Regions from separate parts of the Homo sapiens genome. Here region 1 is linked to region 2. Evidence: read pairs that join two places in POLR2A ChIA-PET (ENCODE). Cell type or tissue: Caco-2. All regions are shown on one strand.

Region 1 (5,000 bases), 1.1 Mb after region 2:
AAAGACAGTGAGAACCTGTATCAAAAAAAAGCTGTCACAGTAAGAGCCCACGGGGCTCCTAGTGGCCCCAGCTCTGCAGACCCTGGTCCTCGGGCACTCTTGACAGTCTAGGCTGGAAGGCAGGTTCTGTGACATCATTCTGATAAGCCTGATCACATGAGCTCATCCCTTGCAGCTTGGGAGCCTGCAGGGACTCAGTGCTGACATGGCTCCACCCATGACATGTGTGGCAACCAGATGGCCTGCAGAGCCTGGGGAGTGACACTCCAGAGCCTTGGGGCAAGGTAGAAGGAATTAAAAGTAGCAGAAAAGTGATGACTGGAAAGACAGGGAGGACCCCCCCAGCCCCACCCCTTCACCTCCCTTAGCCCCTGAGGGTTCTTTTCATTGCTTGTTTTTTTTTAACTCTAGAATCAGACAACACATTATTTCATAAAATAGATTAAGTAGTCCCTGCACGGCTTTCTTTTCTTTCTTTTTTTTTTTTTTTTGAGACGGAGTCTCACTTTGTTGCCCAGCTGGAGTGCAATGGTGCAATCTCGGCTCACTGCAACCTCCGCCTCCCAGGTTCAAGCGATTCTCCTGCCTCAGCCTCCTGAGTAGCTGGGATTACAGGCACGCACCACCATGCCTGGCTAATTTTTTTTCATTTTTAGTAGAGACGGGGTTTCACCACGTTGGTCAGGCTGGTCTCGAACTCCTGACCTCATGATCCGTCCGCCCTGTGCTCTCAAAGTGCTGAGATTACAGGCGTGAGCCACCATGACCGGCCTTCCCTACAAGGCTTTCTTATCCCAGCCCAGTAAAAAGTCTTCTAGCAGTTGTAAAGAACCAAGAAAGGGGCTCTGTTCTCATGGTATTTACAATTATTTTGGCTGGGCATGGTGGCTCACGCCTGTAATCCCAGCACTTTGGGAAGCTGAGGCGGGCAGATCATCTGAGGTCAGGAGTTTGAGATCAGCCTGGCCAACATGGTGAAACCCCGTCTGTACTAAAAATACAAAAAAATTAGCTGAGAGGGGTGGTGCATGCCTATAATTCCAGCTACTTGGGAGGCTGAGGCAGGAGAATCACTTGAACCTGGGAGGCAGAAGTTACAGTGAGCCATCACTGTGCCACTGCACTCCAGCCTGGGCGACAGAATGAGACTCCATCTCAAAAAACAAACAAACAAATAAAAAACAATTATTTTGAGCCAATGTTCATAAATTAGGATATTTAGTTTTAAAATCTGGATTTCTAGGTTTTCTTAAAAAAAAAACAAAAAACCCAGATCCAGCCTTGTGCAGCAACAACTGCTGGGGCCGAGGGGCGGCTGCCTCCTTCCTCTGGGGCAGGCCCCCCATGGCTGTACTCCTCACTGCCACCTGCTCCCTGTGTCCCTGCTGCCTGCCTGGTCCAGGAGGCATTTCTGGCCTATGCTCGGGTCCTACAGGCACTAGAAAATACTAGCCCCCTCCATCAGGTCAGTGCTTGCTCTGCCCTTCAGTAATCTGTGATCCTATAAATGGCTTGGTCAAACAGGCATTTTGTCAAGGCTCTGGGGGCCAGAAATCCAAGAGGGGGCTCTGAGTGGCTCTAAAACTGGGGGACAGATCCCTGGAAGGGAGCAGCAGCTCTTACCATCCACCACCTCTGGACGTCCGGTGGAAGATCCATGTTCTCTCGGGTCCAGACGGGGGAAATGTTACCGTCAAAGTGGCTGTCAAACCAGTCGGAGGCACCGGCATCGCCCATGCAGCGGCGACAGGCACAGCTCTTGCCCGAGAGCCTCTCCTTGCTGAGGCGCTGCAGGCCGGCATAGCCGGGCACCAGCTTCACCCGGTGCGTCCCATCCAGGGCCCCTGAGTCCAGGTAGGGGAGCGTGGCCATGCTGTGGTGCGAGTAGGTGAAGAGCAGGGACATGATGAACACCAGCAGGAAGGCCACGGAGAGGAACCACACCCGCAGGGAGCACTTCATGGTGCCGGCAGGCGGGTGACGGTCACCGTGGCCACTCTTTTCCCAGCCCGCTGAGGGGCCAGCCACGGCGTAGCCTGCCTATTCTGGCACCACATGCAAAGGGCATAGGGGCACGTGCTGCAGCAGGGGACAGTGGCAGGGGTCCCTTGCCACGCCCTCCCTCATGTAGGGAGAACACACGTTGGCAGGAGTGGCTGTCCTGTCCCTGAGTCAGGCGGGGCCCCTGCTTAGGGCTTCATCGGGTCTCTCCGTCACTAGCTAGGCCACAGAGGCTCTGCCTCTCCTGCCACCCTGGTGAGGGGGAGGTCAGTCCATTGCAGCCCTCTAGTCCCTTGGGATTGCTGGCTGCCAGCTCTAGGGGTCCCCCTCTTTGGCGGCTTGAAATAATCCAGTCTGGAGCAGTCGGGGTCCTTGTGGTTCATGAGCAGACAATGAGGCGGCCCCTCGTTCCCGGCAGCGGGGAAGCCCTAGAACTCCAATCACAACAGAGAGCACAGGGGCTTCAGGGGACTTGGGTTCCATGCAAGTGTTGTCCCACCTCCTGGCCCAAAACCTCTGCCAGAGGAGGGGAGCCAGACCCCAACCCTGAGAGGACAAAAACAGGAAGCTCTGTGAGTGTGGGAAAACTCCGCTGCAGAGATCGAGATCCTTTCCGCAGTAGGTCTTGCCCTTCTGCTTCCCATCTGAGGTGCTGGTCCCTTCTCCTGGTGGCCCCAGCCCCAGCTGCAGTTGCGTAGGGGTCGCAAAGCTCCTACTGTGGCTGTGGGGTCCTCTGGCGCTGGGAACAGCTGCTGTTCAGCGGGGCACTGTGTCCAATACCATCTGGGTCAGGCGAGCTTGTGCTGAGCTCCCTACCAGGGTCCAGGTCTCCTTCCTAATACTCCTGGCCCAGGTTCTGCCCATCCCCACTCCCCCGGGGCCAGCCTATCCTGCTGTGAGCTCACAGTAATCCCCTGGCAGGTTCCCCTTCACATGTCGGGCGCCAGGCTGCCGCAGCACGACCCTAGAATGGCAGAGAGGAGAAATAATGTGCGGATGAATCACACGGGCACCAGGCTTTGTCCCAGCCCCACCCCAAGCCCCAAAGCTAGCAGGAGAGGAGATGCCCACTTAATCAGAGGGTGGACATGACCAAGGGCTCTGCCCTCTAGCTGCACAGATAGCATCACTGTGTGGGACTCCAGGGCCTGGAGGACTAGATTAGCCCAGAGTCTTCACTTCTTAGCCAGAAGGTAAACGAGTCAAGTGATTTTCCCTAAGCCACATGCTTTCAGATTTAGAGAGTTCCTAGCCCAGCTATGTACAGTTAATTTCAGGTGAAAAGTCAGAGAAAACAGCCCAGAGAAGATTCCAGGGGACTATGGACACTGACTGCCCCCCACAGCACTCTCTGGAGCCTGTCAGTGCCTGCAGAGGCCTCTCCCAATCAGAAGGGAGGGCTGGCCGGTCTCTGACCGCCCCTCTTCTCTCGACTGTGGATTATCGATGAGGTATTGCTGGGTCCACTCAATGAACCATGAACAGTCCTGTCAGCTCCGCCGTTGGGGGAGAACCTGGCTGTGTCAGGAGGTGTGGTTGCTGGGCTTGGTCCTGCCCCCGGACAGCCCTGAGGGCAGTTGTCTACATCCATCTGTACATTATGGACAAAGTGAATGCCAGCGTCCCTGGTAGCACTGACAGCCTGAGGCCCCATGCTGCCCTTGCAGGCAAGAACAGGGAGAAAAGGCCACTTGTAGGCAGTTTGGGTCTCAGCCATAAGGAAAGGAGCTCAGATCCATGCCAAGCGTGAGGGAGCCACACCAGGTGAGAGGAACGCTGAGAAGGGAACCCCTGAGCACTGGCTGTGTGCCGTGGGAATCTTGCAAAGCTGGCTGCCTCGCCTCTCCCCAGCTCCCCTCCAAATCTGCCTAGCGGTGCTGCTGACCTAGCCCCTGGGCCTCTCAGTGCAGCCCTGTTCCCTGTCCTTGTTGAAGTCTCCAGCCCACTTTTGGGGTCTCCTGGCTGCTTCCAGCAGCTGCATACAAGGCCTCTCAGGCTCTGTGTTCAAGAAACGTAGCTGCCCCTCCATTTGTGGCCACAAAGCCAGCAGGGAATGGAACGAGCATATTGCAGTAAGGACATTATTCTGGGTGAGAAATGATGTTCACAAAAGTACAAGAACTTACCTAAGGTCACGACGTTGTGAGTGGAGGTGACTTTGGGATAGGCCATGGCACAGAAAGAAGGCTGTGGCCTCCCTGAACTACCCACGGCTCAAGGGTGAGAGGGAAGGAGATGTGGAGTTGGCTTCTCAGGGTCGAAAGTGAAGCCCCGCCCACAGGCCTCATCAGGGCTCCTGGCTCTAATCCACGGAGACCCCAGCAGCACTGGCTCAAAGGTGCTTCTTCCAATGTTCTGCTGTGCCCATTTAGCAGATCCCACTCTAGGCATGGCCTTGGCTGAACAGTCTGTAGATGGGAAGCCAGGTCCTTGTCTCCTCTCATTCTCCCTTTGCCTGCTGCATGCCCAACATCTAAGGACAGAACTCGAGTTCTTTCAGGGTCCCGCTCCCAGCTTCCTGTGACCTGAGGAGAGCCAGTCATGAGGCAGGTGGCCCTGGAAGACAGTGACTTTGCAGCTGATGGGAGCGAGAGGTCCTGCCTGGGGAGACCTGGTTTCTGGCTGGGCAGCCCCGCAGTGGCCACTGAAGGCGGGGGCTGGGCAGAGCTGGCACAGGAGGCTTCCAAAGGAAGCAACTCAATCAGGGAAGTCATTAACTCCTTGGGATTCTAGATCAACGCAGGGGGCACGCGAAGGAACTGCACTGCCTGTTAGGGAGGGGAAAATCCCTGGTTTTGACATGTCTGGAAAGAGCAGAGAAGTAGAGGAAAGAGCAGAGAAGTAGAGCATCTGGCAAAGGCCCTTGCTTTGGGAACCCCAGGTCCAGGTGTTACTGCAAATACAGGATGCTCAGCTTGTTGTGGTGAGGGCAAATGGAGCCATGGGGAGGAGCTAAAAAAAAAATCAAAGGCCCCCAAACATGCACTAAAAATCCCAAA
Region 2 (5,000 bases):
GTCCCCGACTTGGCACACGTGCGAGAACGGCGGTTCGGGAGGACCCAGCACCAGACGCCTCAGGTGGCGCCAATAGGAGCGCCGCAGCGCCGGGCCCTCGACGCCGTCCGGGGCGGCCGTGGAGCTGCAAGCCCGGACACCGACGGCTGCCGCCCCGCCCCACGGCACGGCCGCCCACAGTGGCCAAAGACTCAGCGCGCCCCACAGCCGGGCCATGGCGGCCCCCTTAACAGTGACCCGGCCCGCCCCTTCCGGCCGCAGCGCGGGGCACGCCGGGAAGCGCCGTCGGCCAGCACACAGCGAAGCCGCGACTGGATCCCCGCCTTCCTGCTTAGACTGGCAGTGAGCACCGCCCCCTTCCGCTCTCCTCCCGGGAGCGCCTTCCCGCCTCCCGAACCCGCCCCGGACCTTCCAGGGCGAGGCAGTCCTGGCCACCCCGCGCCGGGAACCTCACGCACCGCGTTCTGGAGGCAGGGGACGCCGGCTAGGGCCCCACGCTGGGCGGTTCGGCCTGCGTCTCCGCTCGCCCTCCCTCCGGGCAGGCTGGGCCCGCGGGCTCCAGGCGTGGCTCCTCGGCGGGAGGCTCTGGTGCTGGAGCTGTGAGCTCGGGCCCCAGCGCCTGGTCATCCAGGGTGAAAAGCGTCTCTCTCTTTGGCAGGATAAAGGCGAGGGGCTCCTGAATGGCGCCGATGTTCACATGCCCTAGGTTACCGTACTTGGAGAGCTGAGTGGGAGGAATGCCTAACCCAGACGTGGGGAAAGCAAAATGGAAAACAGTTACTAATAAAACTCAATATAGAAATTTAAGGGAGGCCGGGCGCGGTGGCTCACGCCTGTAATCCCAGCACTTTGGGAGGCCGGGGAGGGGGGGGCGGATCACCTGAGGTCAGGAATTCGAGACCAGCCTGACCCACACGGAGAAATCCCATCTCTCTTAAAAATACAACATTAGCCGGGCTTGGTGGCGCAGGCCTGTAATCCCAGCTACTTGGGAAGGCTAAGGCAGGAGAATCGCTTGAACCTAGGAGGTGGAGATTGCAGTTAGCCGAGATCGCGCCATTGCACTCCAGCCTGGGCCACAAGAGCAAAACTCCGTCTCAAAAAAAAAAAAAAAAAAAAAAAAGGAAATTTAAGGGAAAAAAAACGAGCCATTACTATTTTTTTTTTTGAGACAGTCTCGCTCTGTCGCCCAGGCTGGAGTGCAGTGGCGTGATTGCTGCTCACTGCAACCTCTGCCTCCCAGGTTCAAACAGTTCTCATGCCTCAGCCTCCGTGGTAGCTGGGATTACAGGCGCCCGCCACCATGCCAGGCTAATTTTTGTATTTTTAGTAGAGACGGAGTTACTATGTTGGCCAGGCTGGTCTCAAACTCCCAACCTCAGGTGATCCATCCGCCTCGGCCTCCCAAAGTGCTGGGATTACAGGCATGAGCCACTGCGCCCAGCCATCAATTACTATGTTTTAATACAGCAAAAACCACCTTTGTTACAGGGAATGGGAAGCTATACTGTGAAGCAGAACGTAACGGAACAGCAGTGTAGGGTGCCTGCAGCAGGAACCCAGACCTCAGGCAGCACCAGGGAAAAAGCAGAGGGCAGCCAGGCTTTGCACGTGTGATGCACTGACCCATTGCCCTTTGGGAAGCTGTGCCTCAACCAAGCCCCTCTCCTACCACAAAGGGACAAGGACGTGAAAGTGAATTGGAAAAAAGACTTTAGGACGGGCGTGGTGGCTCACGCCTGTAATCCGAGCACTTTGGGAGGCCGAGGTGGGCGGATCACAGGTCAAGAGATAGAGACCATCCTGGCCAACATGGTGAAACCCCGTCTCTACTAAAACACAAAAATTAGCTGGGCGTGGTGGTGCGAGTCTGTAGTCCCAGCTACTCGGGAGGCTGAGGCAGGAGAATTGCTTGAACCCGGGAGGTGGAGGTTGCAGTGAGCCAAGACTGTGCCACTGCACTCCAGCCTGGCAACACAGCGAGACTCCGCCTCAAAAAAAAAAAAGACTGTAAAAACCATTTCTCTAGATATTTCACATAAATGGAATCATACGTATGTAGTTCTTTTGTGACTGGCTTCTTCCGCTTAGCCAGATACAGCCACATAATGTATGATTCCATTTTTATGAAATGTCCAGAAGAGGCAAATCTATGGCAACAGAAAGTAGGTTGCCAGGGACTAAGGATGCTGTCGAGGAATGACTACAAACGTGCATGAAGGATCTTTTTGGAGTGATGGAAATATTCTAAAATTGGATTCATATTTACTAAAAAACACTGACTTACACAAATGGATGAATTATTTAGTATGTGAATTACACATCAGTAAGGCAGTTTACAGAATTTTCATTCTCTTACCTAAAGTCTGTGCTATCTGAGCTGGTGGAAAAAGGACTTGGAGACAGCGATTTAAATACGGAACAAGGTCTTCCAGGAAGACAGTGCAGAACTGGACAAAGAGCTCTTGCTCCCCGCTGCTGAAGGCAGCCTCTTCAGCGCGATGGAAGGCCAGGATTATTTTAGTTACCTAAGAGACAAGGGCACCGTCAATTACTGGGACAGCCTATCACCACTGGGACAGCAGTGCATGAAACTAGGCAAAAAAATGTATGCCCCTCCAGTTTTCCTGAACAAAGTAATTTAACAGTACATTATTTTACTGTCTCATTTAAACTCAGAATTATGGTCATTGTCCACAATTGTGTCACTTTATTAATGTGAAGTTCAGACCCAACTTGTTACATTACGGGTATAGTTTCCGGTTCCAGTGGAGGAGTGTCATAAAACTATAGAGAGAATACATGGTTTTGGTTTTTTTTTTTTTTTTTTTAGAGACAGGATTTTGCTCTGTCACCTAAGCTGGAGTGTAGCGGCACAATCAGCTCACTGTAGCTTCAAACTCCTGGGCTCAAGGGATACTCCCACCTTAGCCTCCCAAGTAGCTGGGACTACAGGCGTGCACCATCACGTCTGGCTAAGTTTTAAAATTTTTTGTAGAGACAGGGTCTTGCTTTGTTGCCCAGGCTGGTCTGGAGCCCCTGGCTTCAAGAGATCCTCCTACCTCAGCCTCCCAAAGTGTTGGCATTACAGGCGTGAGCCACTGCGCCCGGCCCAATACATGGTTCTTAACTTCCACGGAGGACCAACCAGAACTGTGCTGGATCCAGGAAAATGAAGCAAAACTATACAAGCTTTCTACTAAGCCCCGAGGTTTCAGAAAGCTAGAACCACTGGAAAACTGTAAGAAAACAGCTAGGAAAGAGAAGTTTCAAAACCAACAGAGCAGCCTAGCTGACACTACAGATATGTGGCATAGCGACAGGGTAAGAACACAGACTCTGATGCTGGACTTCCCAAGTTCAAGTGACTCACACCTGTAATCCCACACTTTGAGGGTCTGTAGCAGGAGGATCACTTGAGTCCAGGAGTTTGAGACCAGCCTAGGCAACATAGGGAGACACTATCTCTCTGTAAAATAAAACACTTTTAACAATAAAAATAAAAGAATATGCTAAAGGTAAAGGGTTTTGTAGATGTAATTAAAGTCCCTAATCATCTGACTTAATCAAATGAAGTTTTTAAAAGGAGGTACCTAAAAGAAGAGACTCAAGAGAGTAGCTCTCCTGCTGGCCTTGAGGAAGCAAACAGCCATGTTGTCAGCTGCCTATGGAGTGGACAGCCTCTAGGAGCTGAGGCTTCAGTTCTGCAATTGCAAAGAACTGACCCCTGCCAACTTGCATGAGTCTGAAATGGAGCCCCAACCTCCAGATGAGGCCATAGTCCAGCCAACACCTTGATGGCAACCCTGTAAGACCCTGAGCAGAGAGGACCCGGTTGTGCTGTGCCTGGACTCCTGACCCACCAAAACTGGAAGGTAATAAATGTGTTGCTGGAAGCTACTAAGTTTGTGGAAATTTGTTATGCAGCACTAGAAAGCTAATACGTGTATTACCGAATTGTTACTATAGGCAAATCACTTCATGGACTGTCCTAGGTCCCATGAAGGGCAACTGGCCAGAGCTTCTCAATCAGGAGAACCTCCAAAACCACACTAGACCTCTCCATGTCAGCAGACACCGTCAAATAGACGGGTTTATTACAAAAATCTGGCCACCCATTACCAGAGAAGGCCCAGGGTAGCAGAAAACCAACAGAATGTGCTCACCTTGGCAAGGGCATCTTCCAAGGCCCCAGTCACATCCTGCGCCAGGGCCACAGGGCAGCAGAGGCGCAGATCATTGAAGGCAACCAGAATATTGTTGAGAAAGCAGGCGAGGGGTGGGAAATCTAGGAGCACCATGGGTGGCTGCAGCGTCCCCGGCTGGGTGGCTGGCACAGCAGCAGGCATGTTACTGGTGCCCAGGATGGCTGGAGCCGAGATGAGCATGTAGGAGTTCATTTCTTCCTGGAATTTCTCCACTGTTTCCTGAATTGCTTTCTGGAAAGTGCTGATGGCCACCCGCTGGAAAACAGGAGCCAACTGACCCCGGAAATCAGCTCCCACCCGGCTGAAGGACAGCCCAAAGTACATGCACTGGCCCAGCAGAGAGTCCAGGTGGCCGCCTATGCCCCGGTAAAGGTCGGTCTCCAGCACCTGCAGGAATTGTGAGACCTTCTGTAGCACCCAGCCATGGAAGATGGCACTCTCATTCACAGTGTGCTCACCCATGGCAGGGGGCAGCAGTGGGTCCTCGTCTGAGAAGATGGCACGGTACTGGGTGATGATATCAAAGAGATGGACACGGGAGGCCTCGATGGTTTTTGTAATATGGAAATAGGGATCATCATTAGGAATGGCAGTCAGGATGGACCGGAGCCAAGCATCTCGGGCCTGAAGAAACTTCACCCTCAACTCAGCCTCAGTGAAGACGTCCATGCGCCGCAGGTAGCCAATGACACGGAGGCAGGCAGGAAGCTGGATGTTGGTCCTCAGTTGCTGGATCAGCTGGCTCAGCATCAGCTGCATGGACTGGCGCACTTCGTTCACGATGCCCTGACA

What was found. ChIA-PET counts read pairs that join two places held together with the same protein. Peaks named below come from ENCODE experiments on the same cell type or tissue, not always from the same donor. Only the 100,000 strongest peaks of a DNase experiment are listed, where the experiment ranks them.
Region 1: POLR2A ChIA-PET joins it to region 2 with 17 read pairs; 2 of 35 experiments call an interaction of 5 or more read pairs at or near these places.

Annotation. Positions count from the first base shown.
Region 1 is chr16:70,396,569-70,401,568 of GRCh38, forward strand. ST3GAL2 (ST3 beta-galactoside alpha-2,3-sialyltransferase 2) reads right to left here. Exons shown (of 7, transcript NM_006927.4): 2 at 1,624-2,965. The coding sequence starts at 1,962. Among named protein-coding and RNA genes, the nearest start is that of ST3GAL2, 40 kb to the right of the region's middle. In Caco-2, no CTCF peak of the experiment used is centred here; a DNase peak (open chromatin) is centred at 193.
Region 2 is chr16:69,330,355-69,335,354 of GRCh38, forward strand. COG8 (component of oligomeric golgi complex 8) reads right to left here. Exons shown (of 6, transcript NM_032382.5): 3 at 4,167-4,994; 4 at 2,360-2,528; 5 at 459-741. The coding sequence ends at 485. PDF (peptide deformylase, mitochondrial) reads right to left here and starts at 234. Exons shown (of 2, transcript NM_022341.2): 1 at 1-234. The coding sequence starts at 216. RefSeq lists enhancers at 1-247, 896-1,543 and silencers at 1-251, 282-671. In Caco-2, no CTCF peak of the experiment used is centred here; a DNase peak (open chromatin) is centred at 347; H3K4me3 peaks cover 1,070 bases.